Regions from separate parts of the Homo sapiens genome. Here region 1 is linked to region 2. The links are chromatin loops, found by intact Hi-C in ENCODE. Cell type or tissue: heart right ventricle. All regions are shown on one strand. Each heading gives the region's core, and the rest is flanking DNA. Links, peaks and the distances in the headings are about the cores only. Region 1 has its middle 130 kb from the start of LINC01428. Region 2 holds the start of LINC01428 (long intergenic non-protein coding RNA 1428).

Evidence for each region. Peaks named below come from ENCODE experiments on the same cell type or tissue, not always from the same donor. Only the 100,000 strongest peaks of a DNase experiment are listed, where the experiment ranks them.
Region 1: it touches region 2 in a loop (2.5-fold over the local background); 5 of 110 quality-filtered maps call a loop at or near these places.

Annotation. Positions count from the first base shown.
Region 1 is chr20:7,114,745-7,131,346 of GRCh38, forward strand. No RefSeq gene overlaps it. Among named protein-coding and RNA genes, the nearest start is that of LINC01428, 130 kb to the right of the region's middle. In heart right ventricle, for the core only: no CTCF peak of the experiment used is centred there; a DNase peak (open chromatin) is centred at 8,899; H3K27ac peaks cover 1,693 bases.
Region 2 is chr20:7,249,829-7,266,430 of GRCh38, forward strand. LINC01428 (long intergenic non-protein coding RNA 1428) reads right to left here and starts at 4,374. Exons shown (of 8, transcript NR_110609.1): 1 at 4,300-4,374; 2 at 1-21. In heart right ventricle, for the core only: no CTCF peak of the experiment used is centred there; a DNase peak (open chromatin) is centred at 8,403; H3K4me3 peaks cover 1,168 bases; H3K27ac peaks cover 1,819 bases.

The DNA.
Region 1 (16,602 bases), core at 4,574-12,573, 130 kb before region 2:
ACAGAAGGCGATCCAAGATTTCTTGCATAAATACATACTCCATGGTCATGACTTTTATTCCGATCAAAGTTGTAGGCTATGTTTTGCATATTTAAATTGCATCATTTTAACATTGGAATATTACCATGGAATTTTCTGTCCTGGAGTTGGAAATATACTTAAACATGTGAGTTGATTGTTAGAATCCACTACCCTTTATTCAATTCATAAAACATTCAGAATTGAGTGAAACTAATCAACGTGTGAGAGATTTACCTTTGAAGCTTTGGTTGTGGGGAGTGGAGTAGTAAATTGAAGGGATTCCAAAGAGGCTTCTTGGGATATTCCTGTTGCTTTTTTTTTTTTTTTTTAACCTGGGAACAGGATACATGGAAGTGTTCAGTTTGTGAAAATCAATTGAGCTGTTCACTTTTCTTTATCTATTTATAGTTCCATAAAATTTCAAATATACATACAGATCAATTAGAGAAAAATAAAAACCTTGTTCTACACCTAACCATATTGTTTAGAGAACAGTTGAGAGTACCAGAAATAATACATTCTTTGGTATTTTGTTGAATTATGGCTCTTGTATTATTCAGATGGTTTTCTAGAGAAGTCTGACTTCATAAACTCTGTCTGCATTTGTGTTGTAAATACGGGATGGGCTGTGAAACGAAATTATTATATGGTTGTTTATATTAACCTAGCCAAACACAAACCTGAATTTTTTTAACCCAGACATAATATTGAGAAGTACTACTTGGATGACTTAAACTATATTTTTAGCTACTCGTGCTATTGTTAATGTGAAAAATATAAAACTAAATTATAGGTCCCCCTATTTTCATTATGGGACAATTTTACAGCTGTCAAAAAGTTGTATTTCACACTTCCCACATTCACAAGGCTACATTCGTACAACAGTTTATAAGTTTTTTTTTTTTTTTGGCTTTTTCCTCAGTAGCTGAAAAGTTGATATAGTAATGATTTTGTTGCAAGGTTGTCAAAGTAAATAGGCCACACCAAGCATAGACAAGGAATCTTAAATCTCAGAAAAAGACGAAATTTAGTTTATAACCAAGAATGGTAAATAGAGGAGTTGTGGATGGAATTTCCATATTATGCCCAAACCTCTTGAAAGTCAAATGTTTCAACTTTTCATCCCATTTTTTTTGCTCTGGAACTGCTACAGAGGAGTCCATTTGACTGACAGGGGTTCCATGCTTTTTTGTGTCTTCTGCCCTGTCTTATATGGAAGTGCCAATAAGCAGAGAACCAATGGTAAGATCCAAGGTCACACAGCAGGCTGAGGAATAGATGAGGCCGTTGCAAACCTGGTTAAACTTTCAATAAGACCAGCAGCTCACATAGTTTAGAGAAGATTGATTGTGAAAACTTAGTAGAACATGACAAAATTTTTTTTTTTTTTTTTTTTTTTTTTTAGAGTCTTTTTTTTTTTTTTTTTTTTATTATACTCTAAGTTTTAGGGTACATGTGCACATTGTGCAGGCTAGTTACATATGTATACATGTGCCATGCTGGTGCGCTGCACCCACTAATGTGTCATCTAGCATTAGGTATATCTCCCAATGCTATCCCTCCCCCCTCCCCCGACCCCACCACAGTCCCCAGAGTGTGATATTCCCCTTCCTGTGTCCATGTGATCTCATTGTTCAATTCCCACCTATGAGTGAGAATATGCGGTGTTTGGTTTTTTGTTCTTGCGATAGTTTACTGAGAATGATGGTTTCCAATTTCATCCATGTCCCTACAAAGGATATGAACTCATCATTTTTTATGGCTGCATAGTATTCCATGGTGTATATGTGCCACATTTTCTTAATCCAGTCTATCATTGTTGGACAGTTGGGTTGGTTCCAAGTCTTTGCTATTGTGAATAGTGCCGCAATAAACATACGTGTGCATGTGTCTTTATAGCAGCATGATTTATAGTCCTTTGGGTATATACCCAGTAATGGGATGGCTGGGTCAAATGGTATTTCTAGTTCTAGATCCCTGAGGAATCGCCACACTGACTTCCACAATGGTTGAACTAGTTTACAGTCCCACCAACAGTGTACAAGTGTTCCTATTTCTCCGCATCCTCTCCAGCACCTGTTGTTTCCTGACTTTTTAATGATTGCCATTCTAACTGGTGTGAGATGATATCTCATAGTGGTTTTGATTTGCATTTCTCTGATGGCCAGTGATGATGAGCATTTCTTCATGTGTTTTTTGGCTGCATAAATGTCTTCTTTTGAGAAGTGTCTGTTCATGTCCTTCGCCCACTTTTTGATGGGGTTGTTTGTTTTTTTCTTGTAAATTTGTTTGAGTTCATTGTAGATTCTGGATATTAGCCCTTTGTCAGATGAGTAGGTTGCGAAAATTTTCTCCCATGTTGTAGGTTGCCTGTTCACTCTGATGGTAGTTTCTTTTGCTGTGCAGAAGCTCTTTAGTTTAATTAGATCCCATTTGTCAATTTTGTCTTTTGTTGCCATTGCTTTTGGTGTTTTGGACATGAAGTCCTTGCCCACGCCTATGTCCTGAATGGTAATGCCTAGGTTTTCTTCTAGGGTTTTTATGGTTTTAGGTTTAACGTTTAAATCTTTAATCCATCTTGAATTGATTTTTGTATAAGGTGTAAGGAAGGGATCGAGTTTCAGCTTTCTACATATGGCTAGCCAGTTTTCCCAGCACCATTTATTCAATAGGGAATCCTTTCCCCATTGCTTGTTTTTCTCAGGTTTGTCAAAGATCAGATAGTTGTAGATATGTGGCATTATTTCTGAGGGCTCTGTTCTGTTCCATTGATCTATATCTCTGTTTTGGTACCAGTACCATGCTGTTTTGGTTACTGTAGCCTTGTAGTATAGTTTGAAGTCAGGTAGTGTGATGCCTCCAGCTTTGTTCTTTTGGCTTAGGATTGACTTGGCAATGCGGGCTCTTTTTTGGTTCCATATGAACTTTAAAGTAGTTTTTTCCAATTCTGTGAAGAAAGTCATTGGTAGCTTGATGGGGATGGCATTGAATCTGTAAATTACCTTGGGCAGTATGGCCATTTTCACGATATTGATTCTTCCTACCCATGAGCATGGAATGTTCTTCCATTTGTTTGTGTCCTCTTTTATTTCCTTGAGCAGTGGTTTGTAGTTCTCCTTGAAGAGGTCCTTCACATCCCTTGTAAGTTGGATTCCTAGGTATTTTATTCTCTTTGAAGCAATTGTGAATGGGAGTTCACCCATGATTTGGCTCTCTGTTTGTCTGTTGTTGTTGTATAAGAATGCTTGTGATTTTTGTACATTGATTTTGTATCCTGAGACTTTGCTGAAGTTGCTTATCAGCTTAAGGAGATTTTGGGCTGAGACGATGGGGTTTTCTAGATAAACAATCATGTCGTCTGCAAACAGGGACAATTTGACTTCCTCTTTTCCTAATTGAATACCCTTTATTTCCTTCTCCTGCCTGATTGCCCTGGCCAGAACTTCCAACACTATGTTGAATAGGAGTGGTGAGAGAGGGCATCCCTGTCTTGTGCCAGTTTTCAAAGGGAATGCTTCCAGTTTTTGCCCATTCAGTATGATATTGGCTGTGGGTTTGTCATAGATAGCTCTTATTATTTTGAGATACATCCCATCAATACCTAATTTATTGAGAGTTTTTAGCATGAAGGGTTGTTGAATTTTGTCAAAGGCTTTTTCTGCATCTATTGAGATAATCACGTGGTTTTTGTCTTTGGCTCTGTTTATATGCTGGATTACATTTATTGATTTGCGTATATTGAACCAGCCTTGCATCCCAGGGATGAAGCCCACTTGATCATGGTGGATAAGCTTTTTGATGTGCTGCTGGATTCGGTTTGCCAGTATTTTATTGAGGATTTTTGCATCAATGTTCATCAAGGATATTGGTCTAAAATTCTCTTTTTTGGTTGTGTCTCTGCCCGGCTTTGGTATCAGAATGATGCTGGCCTCATAAAATGAGTTAGGGAGGATTCCCTCTTTTTCTATTGATTGGAATAGTTTCAGAAGGAATGGTACCAGTTCCTCCTTGTACCTCTGGTAGAATTCGGCTGTGAATCCATCTGGTCCTGGACTCTTTTTGGTTGGTAAACTATTGATTATTGCCACAATTTCAGAGCCTGTTATTGGTCTATTCAGAGATTCAACTTCTTCCTGGTTTAGTCTTGGGAGAGTGTATGTGTCGAGGAATGTATCCATTTCTTCTAGATTTTCTAGTTTATTTGCGTAGAGGTGTTTGTAGTATTCTCTGATGGTAGTTTGTATTTCTGTGGGATCGGTGGTGATATCCCCTTTATCATTTTTTATTGTGTCTATTTGATTCTTCTCTCTTTTTTTCTTTATTAGTCTTGCTAGCGGTCTATCAATTTTGTTGATCCTTTCAAAAAACCAGCTCCTAGATTCATTGATTTTTTGAAGGGTTTTTTGTGTCTCTATTTCCTTCAGTTCTGCTCTGATTTTAGTTATTTCTTGCCTTCTGCTAGCTTTTGAATGTGTTTGCTCTTGCTTTTCTAGTTCTTTTAATTGTGATGTTAGGGTGTCAATTTTGGATCTTTCCTGCTTTCTCTTGTAGGCATTTAGTGCTATAAATTTCCCTCTACACACTGCTTTGAATGCGTCCCAGAGATTCTGGTATGTTGTGTCTTTGTTCTCGTTGGTTTCAAAGAACATCTTTATTTCTGCCTTCATTTCGTTATGTACCCAGTAGTCATTCAGGAGCAGGTTGTTCAGTTTCCATGTAGTTGAGCGGCTTTGAGTGAGATTCTTAATCCTGAGTTCTAGTTTGATTGCACTGTGGTCTGAGAGATAGTTTGTTATAATTTCTGTTCTTTTACATTTGCTGAGGAGAGCTTTACTTCCAACTATGTGGTCAATTTTGGAATAGGTGTGGTGTGGTGCTGAAAAAAATGTATATTCTGTTGATTTGGGGTGGAGAGTTCTGTAGATGTCTATTAGGTCTGTTTGGTGCAGAGCTGAGTTCAATTCCTGGGTATCCTTGTTGACTTTCTGTCTCGTTGATCTGTCTAATATTGACAGTGGGGTGTTAAAGTCTCCCATTATTAATGTGTGGGAGTCTAAGTCTCTTTGTAGGTCACTCAGGACTTGCTTTATGAATCTGGGTGCTCCTGTATTGGGTGCATAAATATTTAGGATAGTTAGCTCCTCTTGTTGAATTGATCCCTTTACCATTATGTAATGGCCTTCTTTGTCTCTTTTGATCTTTGTTGGTTTAAAGTCTGTTTTATCAGAGACTAGGATTGCAACCCCTGCCTTTTTTTGTTTTCCATTTGCTTGGTAGATCTTCCTCCATCCTTTTATTTTGAGCCTATGTGTGTCTCTGCACGTGAGATGGGTTTCCTGAATACAGCACACTGATGGGTCTTGACTCTTTATCCAACTTGCCAGTCTGTGTCTTTTAATTGGAGAATTTAGTCCATTTACATTTAAAGTTAATATTGTTATGTGTGAATTTGATCCTGTCATTATGATGTTAGCTGGTGATTTTGCTCGTTAGTTGATGCAGTTTCTTCCTAGTCTCGATGGTCTTTACATTTTGGCATGATTTTGCAGCGGCTGGTACCGGTTGTTCCTTTCCATGTTTAGCGCTTCCTTCAGGAGCTCTTTTAGGGCAGGCCTGGTGGTGACAAAATCTCTCAGCATTTGCCTGTCTGTAAAGGATTTTATTTCTCCTTCACTTATGAAGCTTAGTTTGGCTGGATATGAAATTCTGGGTTGAAAATTCTTTTCTTTAAGAATGTTGAATATTGGCCCCCACTCTCTTCTGGCTTGTAGGGTTTCTGCCGAGAGATCCGCTGTTAGTCTGATGGGCTTCCCTTTGAGGGTAACCCGACCTTTCTCTCTGGCTGCCCTTAACATTTTTTCCTTCATTTCAACTTTGGTGAATCTGACAATTATGTGTCTTGGAGTTGCTCTTCTCGAGGAGTATCTTTGTGGCGTTCTCTGTATTTCCTGAATCTGAACGTTGGCCTGCCTTGCTAGATTGGGGAAGTTCTCCTGGATAATATCCTGCAGAGTGTTTTCCAACTTGGTTCCATTCTCCACATCACTTTCAGGTACACCAATCAGACGTAGATTTGGCCTTTTCACATAGTCCCATATTTCTTGGAGGCTTTGCTCATTTCTTTTTATTCTTTTTTCTCTAAACTTCCCTTCTCGCTTCATTTCATTCATTTCATCTTCCATTGCTGATACCCTTTCTTCCAGTTGATCGCATCGGCTCCTGAGGCTTCTGCATTCTTCACGTAGTTCTCGAGCCTTGGTTTTCAGCTCCATCAGCTCCTTTAAGCACTTCTCTGTATTGGTTATTCTAGTTATACATTCTTCTAAATTTTTTTCAAAGTTTTCAACTTCTTTGCCTTTGGTTTGAATGTCCTCCCGTAGCTCAGAGTAATTTGATCGTCTGAAGCCTTCTTCTCTCAGCTCGTCAAAATCATTCTCCATCCAGCTTTGTTCTGTTGCTGGTGAGGAACTGCGTTCCTTTGGAGGAGGAGAGGCGCTCTGCGTTTTAGAGTTTCCAGTTTTTCTGTTCTGTTTTTTCCCCATCTTTGTGGTTTTATCTACTTTTGGTCTTTGATGATGGTGATGTACAGATGGGTTTTTGGTGTGGATGTCCTTTCTGGTTGTTAGTTTTCCTTCTAACAGACAGGACCCTCAGCTGCAGGTCTGTTGGAATACCCTGCCGTGTGACCCTGCTGGGGGGTGCCTCCCAGTTAGGCTGCTCGGGGGTCAGGGGTCAGGGACCCACTTGAGGAGGCAGTCTGCCCGTTCTCAGATCTCCAGCTGCGTGCTGGGAGAACCACTGCTCTCTTCAAAGCTGTCAGACAGGGACACTTAAGTCTGCAGAGGTTACTGCTGCCTTTTTGTTTGTCTGTGCCCTGCCCCCAGAGGTGGAGCCTACAGAGGCAGGCAGGCCTCCTTGAGCTGTGGTGGGCTCCACCCAGTTCGAGCTTCCCGGCTGCTTTGTTTACCTAAGCAAGCCTGGGCAATGGCGGGCGCCCCTCCCCCAGCCTCGTTGCCGCCTTGCAGTTTGATCTCAGACTGCTGTGCTAGCAATCAGCGAGATTCCGTGGGCATAGGACCCTCTGAGCCAGGTGTGGGATATAGTCTCGTGGTGCGCCGTTTTTTAAGCCGGTCTGAAAAGCGCAATATTCGGGTGGGAGTGACCCGATTTTCCAGGTGCGTCCGTCACCCCTTTCTTTGACTCGGAAAGGGAACTCCCTGACCCCTTGCGCTTCCCAAGTGAGGCAATGCCTCGCCCTGCTTCGGCTCGCGCACAGTGCGCACACACACTGGCCTGCGCCCACTGTCTGGCACTCCCTAGTGAGATGAACCCGGTACCTCAGATGGAAATGCAGAAATCACCCGTCTTCTGCGTCGCTCACGCTGGGAGCTGTAGACCGGAGCTGTTCCTATTCGGCCATCTTGGCTCCTCCTCGACAAAATTTTTAAATGAATAAAATTCTCTAGTATAATATTAAAAATGTAATATCATTCACAGTTCAAACAAAACCACATCTCCATAGCGTAGAAACCATGAGAAAGTTTCTAACAGTAATACTGAAATATCCTTGCTTTTTTTAAAATTGTACTTGCATTTAACAACAGAAGGTTTTAGGATGTACTTCTTATAAACTATCTTTGTGTATGAGCACCATCAATTAATTTTACCCATAGGAAGAAATAATCATCATAAATTTCCAAGCTGACACAGGCTGAGGCTCAGATCAGGTGAGGTGTCGTCATGAATGTCCTTCCTCTTCTCCTTCTAAATATAAGCCATGTTTGTTTCCCACAAAGAACATGGTGGCTTGGCAAGAAGGATTCCCATTGGTCTAATAAAACAAAAACTAACTTATATTTAATTTCTATGCCTTTTTCACACTCTGAGAGTGCTAGGCCAGGCCTCTTCAAGCCCTTTTCACAAAGGAAAGCAGAGTGGTTAGTAAAAAGAAAAAATAAATAAATAAAAACTATACCTGCTTTGCCTTGGGTTCAAAGACTAAGTACAGGCTTCATCTCTGGGGTGGAGGGTGGAATTCTCATGACAGCACTGGGTATGTCCTTTGTTTTCTCTGTTCACTCGCAGTCCTTTTAATGTTCTCGTTAAATGTTATTAACAAGCTTTTACAAAGCACAACTACGAAATTCCAGGGAGAGTCAAGTGGCAGAGTGAACAGCAAGTGGAATGTAAGACAACCAAAGTAACTAAATTTGGACATCCTCAGCTCAATGAAATTGCCAATGGCAAATAAGAATTGGGGGTAGGAAGATTTGTTTTTGAGTGTGACATAAAGACTGTAAAAAGATTAGGACCACCAATTGCCACACATTTATCTATACCATAATAATTCTCACACCAGAGTGAGGTGTATATGTGTTAGAAATAGGGGATACACATATGTCCATAGAACTAAAGGTAGCAACTCTAAGAAAAAGCATCAAAACAAGCAAATGAATAAAAACAGTCATGTAAGACAAGGGGTTAGCAATAGGCATCATAGATAACTAAACCCAATGACAAATTATTCACTGGTGGAATTATGCTAATTTTGTTGTTTTCTAGATAACTCCATGTGGCATTACAGGAATATTTTCTTCTAGATCCCTTGGTTCTATCAGTTCTTCCACCTAAGTCTAGAGCTTCCTAATCTCTGAAAGGGACATTGTCCCTCTCTATCAAATAGCAGCTTCATGCACATTTGCAGTTTATTTTCTGAAAGTAAGGGTCAGTATGAATCAAGCAATGCAGACCTGAGACTCACTTTCCTACCTAAGTGAAGCTGATTACTCAGTGACCTGTTCACAACTTTTGGGCAACTTAGAGTTCTGGAGTCAATCAGTCCCTGGAGCTATCTCCATGGAGCTGAATAACCGCTGTCTCGGCCTGCCAAAAGGTTTTTCAGCTCAGTGCTATTCTTGAATGACACTCTGTCATTATGCTATATTTAGGTCATGAAAGTTGTAATTAGCTTTGTTCTGCTGCACACTGATCCAGCCTCACATGCAATATAAAAGGTAATAAAATAAGTAGGAAGATATAAAAACCTAAATAAGCCTCCTATGCAGGAAATTTCATCATTACAAAACTGATGAAAGATCCAAAGAAAGGGAGACTCTATGGCTTCAAAACCTGGCAAAGAAGTCTGTTAGCAGAAGCAATCAAAGAAGCTAGGCTTGTGTATGGCCAACTTGCAACAGAATTTTTAATTAACCCCCTCATTACAGCCCCACCCTGTCCCCTGCTCTTCCCCACCGAGGTGACTGTTCTGTAATTTGATTACATTTGGTGGAAGCTCCTTTTCTCATAGGACATCTCACATCCCTTTTAGGAGCCAGCTCTGCCTAATAAACGGACTTTTAGAATTATACTATTTAGTATCCGTACATTATCCCTTATGGTTATTGCCTGGACCTGAGCCATCTGTTTTCAATGACACACAGTATTCTGTGTTTGCAGGAATGGGTGCTGCTTATGAGAGAGGAGCTGGAAGGAGGGCAAAAGAACATGAAATCCACAGTCAGTACCAAAATAACCACAACTAGCTGATATGGCCGCTTTCATTCTCCAACCTGGTTATAATCTCCTTGAAGGTGACAACTATTGTCTCTCACAAGTTTTAAACATGAGCCTAGTGTAGGTTATTAATAAATGCTTATTGAGTCATCGAGGGGATGCACTTAGGAAAAACAACATGCTTTCCCAAGACCCAAGTTAAACATTTTTCATCTAATCTTTATTTAACTATTGACAATAATTTTCCTTTTTGATGTAATGTATGACTTCAGGGAGCCCTTGATATTTCCCAGTTTTATTCAATGAATAAAAATTCAAAGAAAAAGAACAAATGGAGAAACATAGGAATTATTTTCAAAAAGAAAATTATATATTTTATTTTATTTTATTTTTTTATTTTTTTATTTTTTATTATACTTTAAGTTTTAGGGTACATGTGCACATTGTGCAGGTTAGTTACATATGTATACATGTGCCATGCTGGTGCGCTGCACCCACTAACTCGTCATCTAGCATTAGGTATATCTCCCAATGCTATCCCTCCCCCCTCCCCCCACCCCACCACAGTCCCCAGAGTGTGATATTCCCCTTCCTGTGTCCATGTGATCTCATTGTTCAATTCCCACCTATGAGTGAGAATATGCGGTGTTTGGTTTTTTGTTCTTGCGATAGTTTACTGAGAATGATGATTTCCAATTTCATCCATGTCCCTACAAAGGACATGAACTCATCATTTTTTATGGCTGCATAGTATTCCATGGTGTATATGTGCCACATTTTCTTAATCCAGTCTATCATTGTTGGACATTTGGGTTGGTTCCAAGTCTTTGCTATTGTGAATAATGCCGCAATAAACATACGTGTGCATGTGTCTTTATAGCAGCATGATTTATAGTCATTTGGGTATATACCCAGTAATGGGATGGCTGGGTCAAATGGTATTTCTAGTTCTAGATCCCTGAGGAGTCGCCACACTGACTTCCACAATGGTTGAACTAGTTTACAGTCCCACTAACAGTGTAAAAGGGTTCCTATTTCTCCACATCCTCTCCAGCACCTGTTGAAAAAGAAAATTATATATTTTATATATCCAGAATTAGAAAGAGAGAAGAGAAAACAAAAAGTGGTTCAAAGTCAAGTAGAGAAAGTCTATTGATGAGTTGGAATATGATAGAATATGAACTTGAGGGAGTAAATGTGGTGCTTGTTATGTTGTCTCCAGGGGTGGGCTAAGAGTGTTATTTCTTTTATTCTGTGGGTTATGGGAGATAAGGTGGAAGGTGAAGGGTCCCTCATCTAACTTAAAGAAGAGTCCAAAGAATAAAAAGGGCAAATGGTATCATGCAGATAAGAGGATGGAATTTAGATACCAGGTAGATACAGAAATGTTCTCTCTGTTCTTTTCCAGCACTGGGTTTGAATGTGGTAACATGAACTAGATGCAAGGGAGCATGTAAAACAATAATTCAAGCAATACCTTATATTCTCACTCTGTTGCCTAAGTTAGAATGCAGTGGGAAGATCTCAGCTCACTGCAACCTCCACTCCCAGGTGCAAGCAATCCTCCTGCCTCAGCCTTCTGACTAGCTGCAATTACAGGCGCATGCCACCATGCCCAGCTAATTTTTTGTATTTTTAGTAGAGATGTGAGTTCGCCATCTTGGCCAGGCTGTTCTTGAACTCCTGACCTCAAGTGATCCGCTGACCTCGGCCTCCCAAAGTGCTGGGATTATAGGTGTAAACCATTGCACCTGGCCGTGATAACTTTTAACAATTTATCTAAATATTTTTGCATTGATCTTCATATTCAATCTGCACAGCTCTTCGAAGTTCATTTTACAGCTGAGTGAACTGAGAAAAGTCAAGCAGCTTGATTGACCAAGTTCTCAGCTGGTTAAAAGCAGAGGCCAGGAGCAGTGGCTCATACCTGCAATCCCAGAAATTTGGGAGGCTGAGAAAAGACACTTGCTTGAGCTCAGGAGTTCAAGACCAGCCTGGGCAACACAACAAGACCCAGTCTCTATGAAAAAAAAAAAAAAATTAGTCCGGTCCAGCAGGTGGGGTTGAAGTGGGAGGATCTCTTTACCTCAGGAGTTCAAGGATGCAGTGAACTAGGATTGCTATGGGCTGCGCTCCAACTTGGATGACACAGCAAGACCCTGTCTCAAAAACAAAACAAAACAAAACAAAAGCCAAGATTCAAGATTCAAACCTAGATCTGTCTCTCAGTGTAATGCTCATTTAAGTCCTTTACTCCATGGCCTGAAAAGAGCTTCAACAGCCTTGAAGGGAAATTAGACATCAAGAAGGTTTACAATTTCCAATAAGATTCATAAAGAAAATAGTTGTCATCCAAGGCTGCAATTTTATCTGCATTTTTATGACTACAGTGTCCCAAATCCCAATGCTATCAATATTCCATTTCTAGTCAGTTTCCATTTCTTCATCAGTGTCAAGAGGCAAAAATACTGATTCCCCTTTTGCCACTGATTAGAAAGCATGGTGTTCAGGGCTGACAAAGTAATGATAAAAAGAACTCAAGGACCTTGAGTGATTAAGGGTGAAGTTAAGACATCGGATGTTGTCTTCTCATTTTTCTGATGACCAGTAACAATTATGCTGTTGTTTGTAAGAGAGGATGTAGAAAGTTCCGTTGTGAATTTCTTCATGCTTAGTGAGTGGGCTTACGTTGTTATAATAAATACGTGTTTTTAGGTGGGGGGAGATTTCAGATTGTATTTTTTTCTCAACATTGCATTTTTTACATTTTAGACATTGAATTATGATTCAGCTTATAAGGAGAAGAGAATTAAAAAATAGGGTATGTGAAAGGTTTAATAACACTTCTTTTATCCAGTTTAGTCTTGAATTTTAAGTTTATGAACTTTTAAATCAATATGCAATTGTTTTAAATGTAAAAATGTATTTTAGGCCATAGCATTAAATGAAAAGTTCAGCTATAAATGTTATTCATAACAAATGACATTTTTTCATCACTGTGGACTTCATTTGAAGGATTTGACATTTTACAGTAGTTGACAGAAAATGGAAAAAACACAAGCTTTTTTTTTTTTCTCTCTCTCTCTCTCTCTGCTTTAATAATTCTATCCTGGCCCGACATAGGTACTTTTGCCCCCTCAAAATTTTCAAAATTGTTTTTGCTGTTGTGATAAGACCAAAGTTATTGAGTTTGAGACTGGAAGGAATTTTCTTTAGGAAAATGTGGGAGGTGTGATTGGAAGGAAAATGGGTTTGAGGAGAGCGGGAGCACTTGCAGTGCTGTTTCCTGGACAAGGTGTCCACCCAACTCACTTTATACCAATCTCAATAAGAAAAAGACAATCCAGCCACACTGTGTCACCCCAAATCAGATTTCAACTTTGCACATTTTTTTCTTAAAAGGGTTAAAAAAGTTGTTTTTAGGAGGACACACTCATGCACATAAAACTACTGAACACTTTCTGCTAAAATCTAAAAAAAAAAACTTTTAAAATGGGAGAGGTGCATATTAAAATGTGAGAGGAAAGTCTCATTATCAGGCCTCTAACAAATAAAATGAGCCTTGAGATTAAATATTGTTATAATCATTATGAACATTAGCTTTCCTTTTCTCTCCACCCCTTTTTTGTGTGTCACACAAATTCTCACAGGTGGTTCTAATTAGACATAAATAGTGACAGTGGCCAGTTTGACAAATCCAGATTCCGGCCAAGAGTAATGGAAAAAAGTCTCAGCTTGCCTTCTTAAAAAACGGAATCTATATTGAGACAGTTCAAGGAAATGATGCCTCTGGTGAGATGTAAAAACCATAGCTCAAGCCCCTTTGTGCATTCTCCCTTTAGGGAGTCAAAGCAGCATAAAACACCTAACGGCATGTTCCTCCCTGCCCATATTAAATTCCAGGTTTCTCAAAGAAAGCTTGTATTCGTCTACCTAAGACAAACTTTGACCACCTTGGCATCTGATAGGAAGAAAACCCAAAAACCAAAAAACAAAAGAAAGCAAGCCATGTATGCTATCTCTATTGTCTTGTAATTTTAATCCTTTTATATGGAATAGTTGAATGGGTATTTGATAATTCTGTCAAGTCACTTCCTAAATACTTCACTGTTTTTATAAAAACTTTTATCACCTTTAGTTTAGTAGGGCAATACAGAAAAAGGATAAGTCTTTTTAAAGAAACTTTCCAAAAATCAATAGGTTAGTAAAACGTGGATTGTTCAGCATGCATGTTCCAGGATAACAGCCTTTCTTCCTAGTCATGTTCTCTTTCTTGTTATTTCACACCAGTGTCCTATGAAGCCAACACACTCATCCTTGGATAAGAAATGTCTATAAAAATTTATACAGGTATTTAATGGACATGCTGAGTAATTTTTAGATCTCCTTAAGCAGCGCCGTTGCATATAATTGGGTCACTGCCCTAGGACACTCAGCCAGTGGGATCAGTGAAGGTTAAAATCCAGCCCATGTGTCTTTCACAAAGCCTTATCCCCTTCCTAGCAAGGGACTGCATCTGCCTGGAAGAAGTGACAAGTTTTCTAATTTGCAGAGACTGGGTTTTCTGCATCCTATAAGTCGTTTTTGCAAACCTAACCAAAAAGGGAAAAAAAAGGATTATTTACTAATGTAATAATTTACTTATTTTTGCCTTCTCTTTAAATATCTGAACATATGAAGAACCTTAACACTTAAATTTTTTTCCAGAAATATGATAAGGCACAATATATCAGCCACTGTTATTTGACTTTCTGGTTTCTTAAGCATATACACTCAAGCTCATTGAGACATGATATCCTTGGCTGACCAATTCAATGCATATTGACATTGATAGATAGCTTAAAAATTGGGGGAGAGGACAGAAATAAATATCCAGGGAAGACCATATGTACCTCCTTCCATATATTTCATAAATATGCTGTTAACTAAATTTTTAGAGTGGCTGGCAATGGTCCATTTCCACTTTTGTATACCTGTTTCTAAGACGCATGGTAAAATATCAAAAGTCTAAGCAAATAGTCTTTACAACTCTACCCTTTATGAAACCTGTCTTCAGTTCTTACATTTAGTATATTATTACCACAATTATTATTACCATTATTTTATCTCTCATCCAAACCTGTTCTTGAATTCAGAGTACTTACAACAATGCCTGGATATTATCTTGAAAGATATATTTCTCCTGAGTCAACAAGTTTAAAAGTATGAAGAAGAGCAAATCAAAACAAATAGAGCGAACAGTTTATAAACAGCATATACTTGTGAATTTTATTTTTTAGAAGTTCAACTAGATCTCCAGTGACTATCCCTTGAAGTTATTTTCAGCACTTGTTTTTTGCAGATGTAAAATATTTTTTCATATCAATGCAAAAATGACTTCTTTTTATTGATGGTTAGATTTCTAATGAGGCTGATCTACAGCAAAAGACCTGGATTGTCAGTCCTAGCCTTTTAACTAATAGTGACAAAATAGATATTCTTGTTCTATTGCATTGGGGAATTCCTTTGATCTTAGTAGGGATCCAGGGATAATAAGAGGTGTTCTAGAGAAAAATATCAGTCCCAGCAAGTTAAAAATATTATCCATTTTGCTCACATCATCACCAATCCAAGGAATAACTAGAGCCCTGGAGGAGTTATAGAAGATTCTAGCAGCTTATCTACCAAAGCTTTTCCTCTTCAGGGGTGGTGGTGTTTTATATATAGAACAAATTATCCTGGGATATTGGCAGGCTTTAAATAATATTTTAGGTGAGGCTCGAGATTGGATGCTTCCAGAAAAGAATCATTCTGAGCAAACTTGGTTCTTAGCTCCAATCTACCTCATGAGGCTGTGAGAGGTCTGTAATGCACTCCAGAAGAAATTTTAGACGCTGATTGTTCCATCCCACTTGTTTCACCCAGACCCACCCTTCACAAATGAGAGAAAGTTTCAAGCAGCTGATTTTAGAATAAGAAATTTCAACTAGGGGTCTCGGGGAGAGATGTTTTATCCATTCATAATTAAGGCACTTGGGCCATATGTTTTTCTTTCCACTTTGTCACCTCCTCTCTCTTTCTGTGTGGTTTTCTCTGATTGTTACTTTCTTTGTTGTTGTTGTTGCTGTCTTCTGTCTCTAGTTAGTGGCAGCAGCTAGAAAAGCTCCCCACCCATGTGGGAGCCTTTTTCTCCACCGAGAGCTTTGGATAAAGGTCCACCTTGCTCTTCCAACTTGCAGGATACCTGCTGGTCTAACAAGATAGACTGTTCCTACTCAAACACCCCAATTGCCCCAGCTGCAATTCATATCCATTCTTTTATCTGTGAAGTTATCTACTAGTGTCTACATTGGTTGGCCTTAAAGTCTTATATGCAACTTTTAATCAGAGCAGTTCAGCTCTCTTTGCTCTCCTCCTAATCACTGCCCTTTGGTGCCTCTTTTTTCTTGTTGACTTTCCTATTGTCTCAATCAAGGTGGTGAGGAGGGGGCTTTGATCTGGCAAGATAATCCTAGACCTATTCTAGGTTTTACTTCAATAGTTGTACAGATCATTTTTTTCTTTTGTAAATTAATCATAAATTCCCTTCTTCAATTTTGGCATGGGCTCACCTGAATGAAATACTATAAACTTCACCTACTTTTTTTCTTTTAAAATGTAACAAAAGACTTTTTACAATAAATTACTATAGATAATAAAAAGAAAAGCACAGTTAACAAGAAGGGATCCCCAAGCACAATAATTAATTTTTTTTCTCTTGCTGGGTGATGAGAAAGTGAAAATTTTTAGGTGTGACTAGCTTTGGACCCTGAATAAGTCTGTCTTATCTGTGTCCCATTTTTCCACTTTATAATCTTAGTGATTGGTGATGGTCGTCTCAAAGATCTCTTCCAGTCCTAACACGATAATGGAATTCTAGATTTTAAGTGTGTTCATTTATTTGAATTTATCTCAAAAGGTGAGGTCATATAGATATTTCAATATAAACATTTTGCTGTGACTGATAGCAGCGACTTTTAAAATGCCTGTAAACATTTCCACTGATCAGGTGATCCCCATAGTGAAAAACAAAATCCACCGAATTGGAAA
Region 2 (16,602 bases), core at 4,431-12,430:
GTTTCTTTTTTCCCTTTTCATCTGAAAAAAAGAGATAAAATGAAAGTCAAAACTGAGTTACTCTTTATAGAACTGTGGAAATAATAACTAATATTTATTACTCTTCGCTATTTGTCAATTATTATTCTAAGTGCTGCAACAGGTATTAGATCATGTAATCCTCATAATAATTTAAAGAGGTAAAAACTATTATTACTTTCATCTTAAAAAAAGTTAAGGCCAGCAAAATTAAATACATTTGGGTAAGGTCACAAAACCCATGTTCAAACCCGGAATATCCAACTTAAGATTCTATACTGCTTTACTGTAATTTCTTCACAGAAGGCACATTGAAAGCCTCAGTCAAGTGAATTTACTCAGTCAAGGGAATTAATGTTGGTTACCACTCCAAAATCTCAGATAGATACATAGATGATTGATAGGTAGATGGAAGATATAGATGATAGATAGATAGATAGATAGATGACATTAATATTTATCGAAGGCTTTCATTGCCTCCAGTATCTACATTTTCTCATTTAGTACCTCAATTGTATAGATAAGTTTTATTAGCTCCATTTAAGATGGCTTTTATTAGCCCCATTTATTTTAGCAGGAAGATGTTGGGACACAGCTACTAAGAGAAAGAGCTCAATGTTCAGTTCCTCTCACCTCATTCTAAACTGCATCGCAAGACTGCAGCAAGTGTACTAAGCCTTTGGAAACAACTGGTGTCACTGTGTAACTCTCATTTCATATGTCAGTTACATACTTGGAATCAGTAGCTTGTGTAAGACCCAAAGTCGGTTATTTTGAGACTCAAAACACTTAAATTTAGTTCAGAATGTGTTATCATTACTCTAAAGTTTTATGTTTAGTATGTCTGGTGGATGAGAGGGAGATAAAAGGGAATTTTGTCCAGGGTTCATTTCCAGTAGTAAGCTGAAGTAATGTCCGAATTATATTTATCTTGTGAGAGCCTAGGCTTGCAATAATCATTTCATTTTCGCCCTCTCCCTCACAGCAGAAGGCAATGGGACAATGGGGAAGAACATAAGCATTGAAGTTGATGGAATGAAGAAAATGTTCTGAATTGATTTTTTAAGTGAATACATTTAATTTTATTAACTTGATTATGTAAGGCCACCATTACATTAGTCATACATGTAGCCTATTTATGTGCATAAAAAATTCTCTGATAAATATTTAATGCCAGCTGACAGAGTGCCTCAAGGATTCAAGGAAAGAAAAGAAATATTTCAACTACTTAAAAGAAAATATTCTATCTCTATTATCCTTTCTTGTCTTTCCATTGAACACATTGAACCTCTCTTTCTTTTTCTGTTTTCAGTTCTCTTCCCCACTGATCATAATTCAATAGCCTAATTGAGTCCTGGCCTCTTGGCAACAAGAATTAGTTCTCTCAATTCTCTTTATAAATGATTACATTTCTGTTTTTCTCTCTTCCTAAAGACTGAGTTCTTAAGACTTAACTGTGTCTATTTATTTATTCTATGTTTTGGCAGTGCCTACTGTATGTCAAACACTAAATTTGCTAACAAGGAAGGTCAAAACACCTGCCTTCAAAGAGCTGAGTAGAGGAAGAAGATAGGAAGATGACATAAATAAAACAATGTCAAAATCTATTAAAATTTTGCCATTTTTGTTACTGAAGTGTAGGAGAGAGAAAGACCATCTATATGGGAAGATCAGAAAAGGCATAGGAAAAGAGGTGGTCCTTAAGTTAAATATAAAGGAATTTACTGTACCAAGCATACAAGGAAGGGGAGGGTATTCCAGACAGTCATAGTGAATGAGAAATGTCTTTTAGGGATAGATCTTCTTTTCCAAAAATCATAATTTGACTTCAAATATGCATGTAAGGAGGAGCTACACAACTTTAAATATGCATTTGGAGAGACTGTTTCTGTAGTACTATTACAGTATAAGTATGCTGACTATAAAATACTTACAATCAGCTCTTAATCTTCAGTTTAAGGAGAGATTGAATAGTACTAATGAATTAAGTCTACTTTGTTTATTACTGCATAGATCTCTTTTTTTCTCACCTTCTAAAGTGACTATTAACTGAAGTACTCAGCTTTTCAATTATGTCTGTATTGAGACAATGCTTTAATTACTATCTCAATCTATTTGTTAAATATGTGACAGGTAGCTTCTTATTGTTATACTAGTTTATTTTTGCATCCATTCCTATATTAGAAGCATCTTATCAGGAGAAAACATGCACAATACCTCCTTCTATTCTACACAAGGCCTTGGTTAGCTTATTTTAATCAAACATTTCCATTTAACTTGATACATACAATTTAAGAAAGAAGAAGGAAAGGTAAGCAAATTAGTGTTTATTGAGGACTTACTAGGTACCAGAGAGGCAGGCTAACTAAGCTACATTTAAATGGATGAAGCAGCGTGTAACATGGGATTTGGAGATGTACAAGTTGGTGTCAAGTCTTGTCTAGGAATTCTCTTCACCTCTTGAGGCCTCAGATTTCAAATGTATAAAATGGGGATATGATAGTGTCTGATTTATGAGATTATGGCAAAGATCAAGGGAACCTATGTTACGGTACCTACATAAAGAAGATGTGCCTAAAAGCAAAATGGTGTTAATTCATAAACAGTTGTATCAGTCTACTATTTTCTCAACAATGCTACATAACAAAACAGACAAACTTAGTGGCTTTCCACAATGAACACGAATTTTCTTTTCATTGGCTTTCCACAATGAAAATTGGCTTTCCACAATGAACACGAATTTTTTCAGGCCAGCAGGGAGTCTGCAAATTGCAGGCCGAGTTTGACTCAGAGTTTTGCTCAGAGCTATAGGCTGGGTATAGATCTGCCATGACTATTTCTCATCTTCCTTATCCCGGTCAGTGGCTTCTCATGGCAGAAGACAGAGCGGGAGAGCAAGCCTAAATGTATAGCACAATTCAAGCATCTGTTTAAGTCACATCTACGAACATCCATGGACCAACAGCTGAGCTGAAAGTCAAGCATGGGCATAAGGAAAAAAAAGCATATATTTGCTAAGAAATTATTCAATCTGCCATAATGTTGGCTTATTAATCAGTTTTTAAAATTTGAACGTATAATCAAAGTTATCTATAATAATGAATCACTTGAGTAGCTTTATAAAAAACTATAAAATTAACTATACAATTTGAAAGTAGCCTTAAAAAAGGAGGGCTCAAATAATCTATAACTGATTATGAAATCATACAAAGTTGAACAATTAATGTCAAAAGATACACAAATGATTATATAATGAATAGTATATCCAATAAATAACTCACCATCTAAACCTTTATGTGTCAGGCTACATGAGAAACTTCTTAACTGTGTGTTTTGGAAAATCAGAAAGAGCAGAAAACATGTACTCAGTTTTCTGTGTGGTTATTAGAGGCCAATTGTTTTTCCATTTTTTCATTTAATATTCACAAGTTTATTGAGCCCTTTTGTATCAATTAGCTTTACCCAGGCATTTATTCATTCTCTCAAAGAGAAATTTATAAGGTGCCTACTGTATGCCAAGCTCTGTGTTAGTTATTGGAGAAACAACCGTTGACTTTAAACATCTTTCCAAATTGGAAACTTTTATTTCAGAGTATAAAATATAATTGATTTTTTAAATTCCACAAAGCCATGAAGGGCAAAGAACTTAGTTTGGAAAAGGTTGCCTACGACCTTGAACATGCCGCATGCCTACATACTTACTAAGTTTCCAGGAGTACATCAAATGAGATCAAATGAGCAATCCTAGGTAGACATCAAAGGCTTCAATTGTGTGCTTAAAGAGCAAGCCTTTCTTACATTTTGGGTACACAGACTTTTTAATTGGGTTTTTAATGAGATATTTCACTGGTTGAGAATTATTCCAATTTTTTTGCTGCTAGTGAAAAAAGTTAATCAGCAGATATTTGTTAATTTTGAGGCCTTGTTCTCTTTTTTTGTTTGTTTTAGGTTTTGTTTTTGAGACGGAGTCCTGCTCTGTTGCCCAGGCTGGAGTGCAGTGGCACGATCTCAGCTCACTGTATGTAGCCTCTGCTTCCTGGGTTCAAGCAATTCTCCTGCCCCAGCCTCCCGAGTAGCTGGGACTACAGACATGCACCACCATGCCCAGGTAATTTTTTTTGTATTTTTAGTAGAGATGGGGTTTCACCATGTTGGCCAAGCTGGTCTTGATCTCCTGACCTCATGATCCGCCCGCCTCAGCCTCCCAAAGTGCTGGGATTACAGGCGTGAGCCACTGCGCCCAGCCGAGGCCTTGTTCTCTTCTGAAGCATTTCCACATACCTCACATTGAGTCTAGAGTCACTACACTTAGACATTCTGCAAACTGAGGGGGTTAAGAGTGGAATTCTGTTTCTGCTTTTCAGGATTATGGGCTGTGTGTAAAGACAATAAGGGTGATTCCGCTCCAAGTTATAGCACATTCTAAATTCTAAAGATGTTATGTGAGAGACTCAGTCCAACATGGCAAAGACACATAGAATTAAAGCATTGCTCCACTAAGTTCAAATTTAATGATTTCAATAACCACACTGAGATGCTTTCTACTAGTTTCTTTTTTTCCTTTTAAAGAGTTCGATACAGTTTCAGCTTTCTAGTGACAATTAGTGAAGGCACGGAAGTTGGCATCTTACCTCTAAGCCCTCTGTTGGTTTTTGTCTTAGCATCAACCTCTGAGCTACCTTTCAGAGAGAAAAGAATTGATACAGAGCATCTTTTGGAACTGTGATTAATGGTGTACCTTCATTATCCATCATTTTACCACCTTGAACCCACAACCTGGCTTTAATTGTACCCTATAAGAACACACCTCATGCTACAATTCTGCAAGTTTTACCAAAAAAGGACTATATTTCTGCTCTAATTACCATCACAACAGCTCCCATTATGGTTTGACCCTAGTAATTTAGTTATATTTATGCTGCTACAATGCACCAAATAGATAATAATGAATACTGATGCAGACTAAGGTTGAAGCAAACTATAATTATACAGACCTAATGAAGTTACCAGAAAAGGCAGTATATAAAAAAACATGCTCAGATAAAGAAAACACACACACACACACGCACAGAGAGAGAGAGATTATTTCTCATGCCCCAAGTTCTGCATTATACTTAGAAATTCCTGGATACTTGACATGTGCTGTTCATGTTCCTTTCTTGCTTTCTGGTCTGTGATTTCTGGACTTACAGGTCACATTCCAAGCTTTCATCTTTCATTTCTAAGTGTCTACCTTTATTTTTCAAATAAAGACAAACAGCTGTATTACTTATAGAGTAAATCAAATGGGACACTTATTCGGCAATCCTCTTTCATGTTAAACATGCTAAATTAAAATTTTAAAATCAAGGGGTTTGTTCAAGATGTTGGCAATTAAATCTATCAAATGAGCCCATGGCTGGAGCTCCTCAAAATAACAGCTAACAAAGTTACTGCACCTGTAAAATAAAGTCATAGCCAGTTAGCAGCTCAGGACAAAGTTGAACCAGAAATTGGTTTTGTGCAAGTTGATTAACAAGTAGTGTATAGAAGGAAAAAAACAAAGGAAGGGTTTGGCTATCAAGTGTTGACAATAGAGGTCCTCCTCTGGAAAGACTTAGATAAACTTTGGGAATCAGTGAGACAAGGCTAAAGAATCTTGCTCCTCCAAGTATTCAGAGGGACCTGAACACACTGTTTAGCTCATTGACAAACAGAGATAAGACAGAAAAAATGCATTCAACTGCCTCATTATTTCATACGAATTTGTGATAATTATCATGGCACTTTTGCTGATTTTCATTTGTTCCTAAGTAACCATCTGATAGAAATGGGAAAGCCAGAAAATGTGCAGATTCCCTGGAATGGCTATGACTCTGAGAAGGAAGGAGATCCCTTGGGATTCCTGTTTCACCTGGTTCTTATCCACTCTAATCTCTTGTAAACATGAAGAGCAGTCATTCTTATCTTACTCCACATAGGATAACTTCTATAGTTATCAATTTCTAAGAAGGATGACATTGTTAATACAGAGCCAAGTCCTTGTAGTAAAAACCCCCCTAATGGTTTAGGGGTCATGTTAAATTATCTGTGACTATTAAGGTTCAACTGGCTTAAATTCTAAAATGTCCTTCTAAATAGATTTCTCTCATTCTCCTCATTGTTGAATAGCTCTCAACTATTTCATGCCCCAGTAGGCCCACATTCCTATTTGAAGTGCATATCTGGGTAGCAGATTAAGAGAAAAAGGATAGAGGCAAAGTTTAAATTTGCCAAAAAGATTTTTTTTAATTTGACAATTTTTCCCCATGTCTCCTCATCAGTCCATAACTAGAAATAAATCCTGGCCAAACTGCATTTGTATGCTCCCTAATGTCTTTCATATCCATATCACTTGCTCTCTGTTATCTGTATACTTTTTTGATCTATCAACTGTCTTTCTCTACACCAGGTGAGTTAGTTAGCCACAAAAGGATCCAGCTATTCATCTGGCAGTCATCTAAGTATTCAGTATTAAGAGGTGGAGCTGCTGTCTTTTGCTTCACCTACTATACTCTTTTCTATCTCTGTAATTAGATTTCCTGATGAAAGTGAAGTTGCAGTGGGGACAGATGTTCTTAAAATTAAAAAGAAAAAAAAAGGTTGAGGACCAGAGAAAGCACATAAACATGGGGATGGTTTACGTTATTAAAAATGAAGATCATGTGCTTTGGATTTCATACACGTTTCTGATTAAAATAAACTAAAATAAACCTCTGACTCCAACAAAACTTCATTTTCTTGCAGGGATAAGAGAAAAGAAGTGGGCATGAGAGAGACGTGTCCCATTACACTTAGTGAATATTCTCTACAGCTACTTAAAGGAGGATCAGGGATTCTTCAGTAAAATTTTTCTGCTGAACTCTTCAAGTAGTTATAGCAAAGAGAAGTCTTCAACTAGAGAAGGTTGAGAAGTGTCAGTTCTTTCTTTCTTCTAATGCTCTGATCCAAATAGGATGAGTTTATCTTCAATCAGATTCTGATTGCTGTGCCATAAATAAAATAAAATACAATATAATGAAATAAAGTAAAAAAAAATGAAGCAGAATAAAAGTCCTCTTATGATCTTCCTATCACAACATACAGATCTTAAGTATCAATCTTCTTCACCTGTACACATTGGTCCCATCCATCAATTTTATCATGGAGTTGGCTTAAAAATGAGGATACATCTTGTCCTTCACTACACATGATGGATTCCAGATGTTCAGATTAAATAATGGTGCTCCCCTGTAGACATAATGGACCATAGCAGCAATGTAACTAAGCAAAATGAGCAAACCAGGCCCTGCAAATGATCTTAATTATTTCAACTATGAGGGACAGAAAAGCACTGGGTAATACAACAAATAGCCCTTTGAAAGAGCAAAAAAAAAAAAAGGCCTGGTAATTTACATTTAAGTCAAACCTGCTCCCTGCAAAGTATAATGTGTGTAATAATTCAGGAAGAAATCTAGCACTATACCATTTTCATAATTAGTATTCTATGTCAAGTCTCTAGCAGCAAGTAGCATATAAATCACGATGTTAATATTGGTCTGCTTTTCAATTTATTTAATGATATTCTACAGTCAAAGATTTATTGCTAAAAATACGAATGTGCTTTTACATCATTCAAGATGTATCTGTGCTTCCAGCATTTGAAAAGGCAGCTACAAATGTCAGAATTTAGGTAAGTCAGATTTATACAGCACACACACACACACACACACACACACACACGCACACACACACACAGAGAGTGACGTATGGAAACAAGTCTATATCTTTATTTGTACTTTCCATGATTAAGAGAAAGTACAGATTATATTCTACTTGGTATAATATTACTTAAATACAATCTTCCAGGCCTGGGAAAATGAAGTAAAATTGAAGTTCATGTCAAGCTGGCCAAAAGGTGAGTTCTACCCCAGAAATCTTTTGTGGTTGTCTACTAAGCCATAAATTAATCTGTCCGAATCATTGACACTCATCCACAAAGCACAGGTGGTAGTCTCCTTTCATACACACCAAAGAGAGCTAGTTAAAAATAAATTGTGCTGCCATTAAAAACATGCCAAAATAATATTTTTCCCATCTGCTAAGTCCAGCCCCAGTGGTAAGTGAACTAACAGGTTTCTACACTCACACTTGATGAACAGGCACCACAGCAATTAATTAACATTAAAACAACAAGAGTCAATTGGATTTCTCCCTTTTAGACATTTGTTAAAGCCAAAAGCAGAATACATACCCTGTGTAACATTCAGCCTTGTGGGTCTTCAGATGTGGCTGCTCTAAAGCCCATTTTTATCTAAATATTTACAACAAAGTTGGTCTGCTGAACAGCCGTATCAAGGGGGACTCTATGTCCCAGGTTCCACGCTGCCAAAGCCATGACCCACAGACTCCTCACAGCTTGGCTTGCCTCATTCTCCTGATACCCACACTACAAACAAGGACTATCCAAGGGCAAAGTCTATTTTTTGCATTCAACCAGTTAGTTAAAAATAAACTTTACAGTTTCCTTCCCATTAAAAAATATATGCCAGGCAAATATAAATATATTAAGATGTTGCTATGAAGGGCATTAGAAAATCCAAAAAGAGATGAGTCTTGGCTCTGAAAAGCCATTAATAATCTTTAATCTCATCACAAGTGCCTAGGAGAATGTTAAACCTTTATAGAAATTAATTGGTTTATGGTTTAAGAAGTTTGAATAAATAATTTAGAGAATAGGAAATCTAGCAAAGATAATGCTCCAAAAAGGCCAGGAAAATGTTAGTAGTACATCCTTTCCAACTTCCAAGGGAGATATAACTCTACTATTTAAGTTGTTCAAAACTCTGAGAAATAAGTTAACTCCTAAAAGTATTTTTAAAAGCCAGCATAACACTGAGTCTTCATGACTTCTAAAGTGGAAAAATATCAAAATCAGGGCATTAGAGACAGTGGATAAAAACAAATACATTGATTCCTCTCTGTGTTTATAGCTCTTCATTTTGAGTTGCGTCTCAGCAGGTAAATCTATATGCAGAGGGAAGAAAGAGTATACATGCAAATAGCATGCCTATGGGCCATGACAAAAAGAGACCCAAGTTCCTGTTCAATTAAGTTGTTGTGTCCTGAGTTTGCTCTGGTAACCCATCCCAGGGAGGCCAGGAACTGGCAGAAAGAGGTTTCTATGTTTTATCTCCCTTCTCTTGCCATACGTTCCGTTCCCTTCTCCTTTTTCCCTCTCCTTCGTTTCTTCCTTCTGCATTCTTTTTCTTCCTTCTCTAAGCCTTTGCTGGGATGCTACTAAATAAGATTGATCCGATAAGGAGAACAACTCCCACCTATTCCCTTATGCCAAGTCTTTGGAATGGGGTAATTTGTTGAGTGGAGGCTCAACCCAGAGGAGTTGCTTTCAGCAGATCGTCAATTGCCATTGTGAATACAGTCCCATACAATCATATGCATATTTGAGACCCACTCAGATACCAAAATCCATGAATGCTCAAGTCCCTTTTATAAAACGGGGTAACATTTGCCTATAACTTACCCATATCCTCCTATATATTTTAAATTGTCTCTAGATTACTTCTGATAACAAGTACAATGTAAATGCTATGTGATTAGTTATACTGTATTGTTTTCTATTTGTACTATTTTTAATTGTTGTTTTATTTTTATTAATGTTTCTTGCTGAATATTTTTGATCTGCTGTTGATTGAATCTGCAAATGCACAACCAGGGATATGGAGGGCTGACTCTATACCTTAAATCATGTACATCAATCAATCAATCTATCTATCTCCATTTAAATCCAGTATATTTTAATTAATTCCATGAATATCTATGGCAGATTTCCAAAGACAGCTGCAATAACATCTCCAGTGCCACACATTCTTCCAGAGCCTTGCCTTTCCTCCATCAAGAGAGGATGTCTAATTATCCCCTTGAATCTGTGATTTACTGCTAACCAATAGAATACAGCAGAGGTAACACTGAGTGACTTTTAATTCTAGATCATAAAAGGTGTTGCAACTAGGATACTTGCTTTTGGAGACCACATAAGAACCCTGACCTCCCCAAGACTACCAGGTAAAGAGGCCACATATAGTAGGCACTCTTATTAACAGCCCCAGCTGAACCTCAGCCAATTGTCATGACCAACTGTCAGCCAGGTAAGAGAGCCTTCTCAAACATCCTACCTAGTGGAGCTTCCAGATGGCTGCAGTCCCAGGTAACATCTACTGCAACCGTATGTGAGACCCTGAGCTAAAGTTGCCTACTTAAGATAATCCCAAATTCATGATCTACAAAACCATGAGCATGTCTTAAGTCCCCAAGCTTTGGGATAATTTGTTACTCAGCAATGGTAACTGGAACAGCCTTAATATTTCAAGGGATGACTTCTCATTAGAGTTCATTGGCATAAAGCATATACAGCTTGGACAAAATTGTACAGGACAACTTAAATATAATTATATTTTATATGAGTAAAGTTTTAGGTTTTGTATTCAAAGCATCTTCAACAACATCAAAGATACATATGCATGATAGCTATTTTTCCTACTTTCTTTTTTTCTTTCCTTTTTCTTTTTTTAAAGACAAGAACTTCCTCTGTGGCCCAGGCTGGAATGTAGTGGCATGATCTTGGCTCACTGCAGTCTCTAACTCCTGGGCTCAAGCAATCCTTCCACCTTAGCCTCCTGAGTAGCTGGGACTACAGGTGTGAGCCACCACACCCATACATTTCCTATTTTCAATTCAGCTCCACTTGTCTTTTTATGGAGGAAACATTGTTTCTTATCCCCACAATACTCCTTATACAGTGTGATTAATATCTTCTGACCTCCAGTCAAGTCATCCTTCTATCTGAACTGGCCATATTGGTCGCTGAGAAAACACAAGGAAGGAAGGAGATGAAAGTACAAGAAAGGTGAAGAATTTGGGTGTTACTTGAGAATGCCTCAGTTTTCATTTTAAGTAACTACCAAAAATAACTTTGGTAGTTTATATTATCTAACATATTTTTATAACAAATATCTATTTTTTCTAGGTTAATATTTATTTTATGAATAGGAATGTTTCTTTTTTTTTAATTATACTTTAGGTTTTAGGGTACATGTATACAACATGCAGGTTAGTTACATATGTATACCTGTGCCATGTTGGTGTGCTGCACCCATTAACTCCTCATTTAACATTAGGTATATCTCCTAATGCTATCCCTTCCCCCTCCCCCACACCACAACAGGCCCCGGTGTATGATATTCCCCTTCCTGTGTCCATGTGTTCTCATTGTTCAATTCCCACCTATGAGTGAGAACATGTGGTGTTTGGTTTTTTGTCCTTGCGATAGTTTGCTGAGAATGATGGTTTCCAGCTTCATCCATGTCCCTACAAAGGACATGAACTCATCATTTTTATGGCTGCATAGTATTCCATGGTGTATATGTGCCACATTTTCTTAATCCAGTCTATCACTGTTGGACATTTGGGTTGGTTCCAAGTCTTTGCTATTGTGAATAGTGCCGCAATAAACATATGTGTGCATGTGTCTTTATAGCAGCATGAATTATAATCCTTTGGGTATATACCCAGTAATGGGATGGCTGGGTCAAATGGTATTTCTAGTTCTAGATCCCTGAGCAATCGCCACACTGACTTCCACAATGGTTGAACGAGTTTACAGTCCCACCAACAGCGTGAAAGTGTTCCTATTTCTCCACATCCTCTCCAGCACCTGTTGTTTCCTGACTTTTTAATGATTGCCATTCTAACTGGTGTGACATGGTATCTCATTGTGGTTTTGATTTGCATTTCTCTGATGGCCAGTGATGATGACAATTTTTTCATGTGTCTTTTGGCTGCATAAATGTCTTCTTTTGAGAAGTGTCTGTTCATATCCTTTGCCCACTTTTTGATGGGATTGTTTGTTTTTTTCTTGTAAATTTGTTTAAGTTCATCATAGATTCTGGATATTAGCCCTTTGTCAGATGAGTAGATTGCAAAAATTTTCTCCATTCTGTAGGTTACCTGTTCACTCTGATGGTAGTTTCTCTTGCTGTGCAGAAGCTCTTTAGTTTAATTAGATCCCATTTGTCAATTTCGGCTTTTGTTGCCATTGCTTTTGGTGTTTTAGACATGAAGTCCTTGCCCATGCCTATGTCCTGAATGGTATTGCCTAGGTTTTCTTCTAGGGTTTTTATGGTTTTAGGTCTAACACTTAAGTCTTTAATCCATCTTGAATTAATTTTTGTATAAGGTGTAAGGAAGGGATCCAGTTTCAGCTTTCTACATATGACTAGCCAGTTTTCCCAGCACCATTTATTAAATAGGAAATCCTTTCCCCATTTCTTGTTTTTGTCAGGTTTGTCAAAGATCAGATAGTTGTAGATACGTGGCATTATTTCTGAGGGCTCTGTTCTGTATAACAAATATGTATAAGTTCAATAAGTATACTATTGGTTTTCTAAAGTGTACAATTTGCTTTTTTAAAAAATGTTTTATTTAGAATGTTATTCACACATTAATCTAAATCCCATCTTTTTGGCAAATAACTTTGAGTATCTTTAGACAATTTTTGAATACCTGAGTTTCTTTCTCTCTCTGTCTATATATATATATAATATATATATACTTTTATTTATTTATTTATTTATTTATTTAATTTTATTTTTTTTGAGACAGAGTCTCGCTTTGTCACCAGGCTAGAGTGCAGTGGTGCAATCTCGGCTCACTGCAACCTCCGTCTCCCAGATTCAAGCGGTTCTCCTGCCTCAGCCTCCTCCCCAGTAGCTGGGACTACAGGCTCGCCTCACCATGCCCAGGTAATTTTTGTATTTTTAGTAGAGATGAAGTTTCACCATCTTGGCCAGGATGGTCTCGATCTCTTGGCCTCGAGATCCACCCACCTCAGCCTCCCAAAGTACTGGGATTACAGGCATGAGCCACCATGCCCTGCCATATATGGACTTTTTAACTGATTGTCTCAGTATATGGTCTTGAATACAGGAAAATAATTGCATTAACTTTTGAGTTTGTTATTTTATTAGCTATAAGCTGTGAAGTAATCTATGATTCAGCTTGCTTTTACTTCTCTGCCCTTGTAGGGGGATGATCTAGCTGATGACAACCTGGCAGATTTATGTCTAGGGAGAATCAGTCCCACCCTGTGTGGGTGTTGGCTTAAATGGCTCTAGTCCCTCTGGTGCAAAGAGGTCCTGTCACCTCAGCAAGCAAGGAGGACAAGTTGGAGCCAGCTAACATCCGTCAGGAACTCCACGGCCAAAGGCATGATGTGGAGGGAAGAACTGAGTTCACTGTCAACTATACTAAATTGAAGGGAAAAATAATGTAAGTTAGGTCATCAACTTGGTCCCAATCTTAAGGAGAAAATTGCTGGTGGTAAAATAGCACCAGACTCTGTCCTTTAGTTGTGAAGTCACGTTAGCATATCTATGCTAATGTCAGTTACTATAGCAAGGCTGGCATGCATATTGTTCTGATTTGGCATAATAGGTGGGGTAAAAATTGCATTTACCCATTGAAAACTTTGATGGAGACTTCCTAAGGAAAGTGACCAGAGCCAGAGGATCCAGAGTCTAACTCAGACCCTCAGTCATTTTACACTTTTGATTTATTTTTTTTCCAATGGAAACAATTTCCACTTTTTTTCCAATGAAAAATAAGAGATTTTAAAGGACATTCTGAGTCCCAAAAAACATCTTCATTCTTTTGGAATGCTTTTGAACATACAAGGTACTAACTTGCAAATTAAACAGATGATTTTTAGATTGGAGTCTTAACTACCCTTAAGCTAACAAATTCATAGGCGGAAAAGAAGATACTCTTTTGTACAGCTAACGTCTCTTGCAAAACAATGCTTTCTTGAGTTCAGTGCAAATCCATTAGAAACATAAACATTAAACTGCCCCTTAAATACATATGTGTTCATATGGGAGAGGTGTTGATGTATATTTAGCCTTTTATCAAAACCCTTAATATTAGAAAAAGAGGTATATATTTGAGAAAATCAAAATCGATGTTGTAGTCACATTTTCAGACAAATGTGATGTATAGTGTGAACATTGCAATATGTTTGGTATGTATTTCTACAGCTGGATTTGCCTTGAGTTCAGAAAGGAGGTAGCTAATGGACTGATGGTGTTTGACAAGTTATGGTTTAGGGTGTAATAATGTTTAGGCTTGAGAATTCTTATCGACCTTCTGAAATGCTGTACTTTTTAATTTGGAAGAGTTAAACATGTATTTTAATATCAACAAAAACAATGTGTATATATAATATGTCTCTTTATCTAATCTACCTATTAATATCTAGATATCTGATTGAATGGCAAGACATCCTCATGTTAATGAAGGGAAGGCCTAGTGAATTAGCTAAGGTGAGGAGTCCTTCCCCTGCAGGAAAGAGTATATTTGCAAAGACAGGTCAGGTCTGAGTCACAATTTTTGGGTTAGTGGCAAGCTGATGAAGTCAATCCAGCTTCATGTTCTCCTGACTAATGCAAGATTTGGGTCAGAGTCCAGGCCCTGCCTCTATGGAGAGAACAGGCAAGGGCAGGCAAAGTAGTGTGAACAGAGACCTAATTTAAGCTCAAATCCTTTGTCGTTCAACAAAAGAGTGAGGGGATTTTATGTTAGAGTTGGGGTGAAAAATAGAAGCAACCAATTTTCTTGCAGTAAATGCAATCGAAACCATTTCTGAAGTTTCCATGAACTTAGGAGATCTCTTTAATTTGTACAGCAACCTCTGGATTTGCTGCTTTTGGTTAGAAAGGTTGGAAGATTCTGCAAACTTTGTGGTAGGTCACCTAAGCCAGTGCTTTTCAAAGTTCTATGTGCACATAAATGCTTGAGGATTTTGTTGAAGTTTCTGATTCAGTTGGTGTGGATTAGGTCCCATGGATTTTCCTTTCTCCCAGGTGAAACTGATGCTGCTAATCTGGAGATCACCCTACGAGCAGCAAGGACACCAGTAATTCTGTCTGCATATTTTAATCACATTGGGAGGGCTGCCCGATTTCAGCATTATCTGTTGCTCATCTGAAATTTCAGATGAGCAACAAATAATTTTTTAAATATAAGTATGCCCAATGCAAATATTTGGGATATATTTGTAATAAAAAATATTTTTGTCTATCTGAAATTCGAAGACATTGGCGTCTTCCATTTTACCTGGAAGCCCTACGTGAGGAATATGTTAAAATAGCTAAATCTTGAATTACTGCCCGAGATATTCAAATTTAATTAGTCTGGGTTTCAGCCTGAGCATAAGTACTTTACAAAATACCCCCGGAGTTTTAATGAGCAATTGAGAGCCACTGATTAAAACTCAACCCATATTAAACAGGTGAGGAAACTGAAGTCCAAGGTGTCATAGAAGATAGTGGTAAAATGGGGATGAAAATTTAGGATTTTCCGGTACTCTTTGTCCTCTACCCCCTCCATCTTGACTGTTAAACAGTAGAAAACATGTTTCTCCTTTTGAAGCTTAAGGGGTAGCCTCCTTTGAGAACTCTATTTGCTCTTAGGTCTCTGAAGTTGGGGGTCATCTCCCCTAATGTAAGTCACTCCATTAAATTCTGTAGTTCTCACCCTAGAAAGCGTTAGAGATCTGCCTTTTATGAATCTTACTCATGAATGCTTTAAAGTTCATTTATCCTAATTGTTAACTCCATATCTGGGAGCTTTAAAAAACACTAATGTCTGGATGCCACCCTCAGAGATTCTGATACAATTGGTCTGGGGTGCAGCATAAGCACTGGAATTTTTGGAAAGCTTCCCGAGTGATTCTAATGCTCAGGCAGAGAAGAACAGTACTGCTTTCTCAGACTCTTTAAATGCAGTGGACCTGGGGCCTGTAACTCTAAAGTTGTCTGTAAGTGGCGGGTCCAGCTGAGCCCATCGCAGATGTGTGTAAATCAGCAACTTCAAAGGCTGGAAATGCTGAGCTTGACTGCAGGGTAAACCTGGAATGCCTCATATGTTATTCTTTCAAGACTTGTCAAAGCATTTGAATCAGTTCTAATTAAAAAACACATAGTTTCCTTAGATTCCAGAGTCTTAAAATACCTATATGAGCCGTGTATGTATTTCCACTGGTTCTAGGATATCCTGTTTCTCTGATGGAATGAAGAATAAATAGTTATTTTACAAAAATAAAAAATAAAAAAAGAGAGGTAGGAGATGGGGAGGTGGGGAAAAAGCGAGCATTTGCTTATTCTGAGCTTTCTAACTAGCAGTTTCAAGGTGCTAGGAAACCCACCCTAACCCTCACTCTTTCCAAGTGATCTTGTACCTTTTCCCATTCATTTGAAGAAAGTAGAGCAGGTTCCTGCTTTAGAAACAACTGCGTATCAGGCCTTTTGTGAAGAAGAAAGATTTCTTAGCAAAAGTATTTTGGCAGGAACTACGACAACTAGTGAGACCATCTATTTTCTTCCTGCTTTCTCCTTCAAGAATTGAAATGCAATCAGAGTATCCATGAATGAATCACACTATTTAAGATAGGGATATGGGGGACTTCTGAAGTCTCAAAATTGCAGATTGGTAAAAGTGGTAATTGGAGTGCTT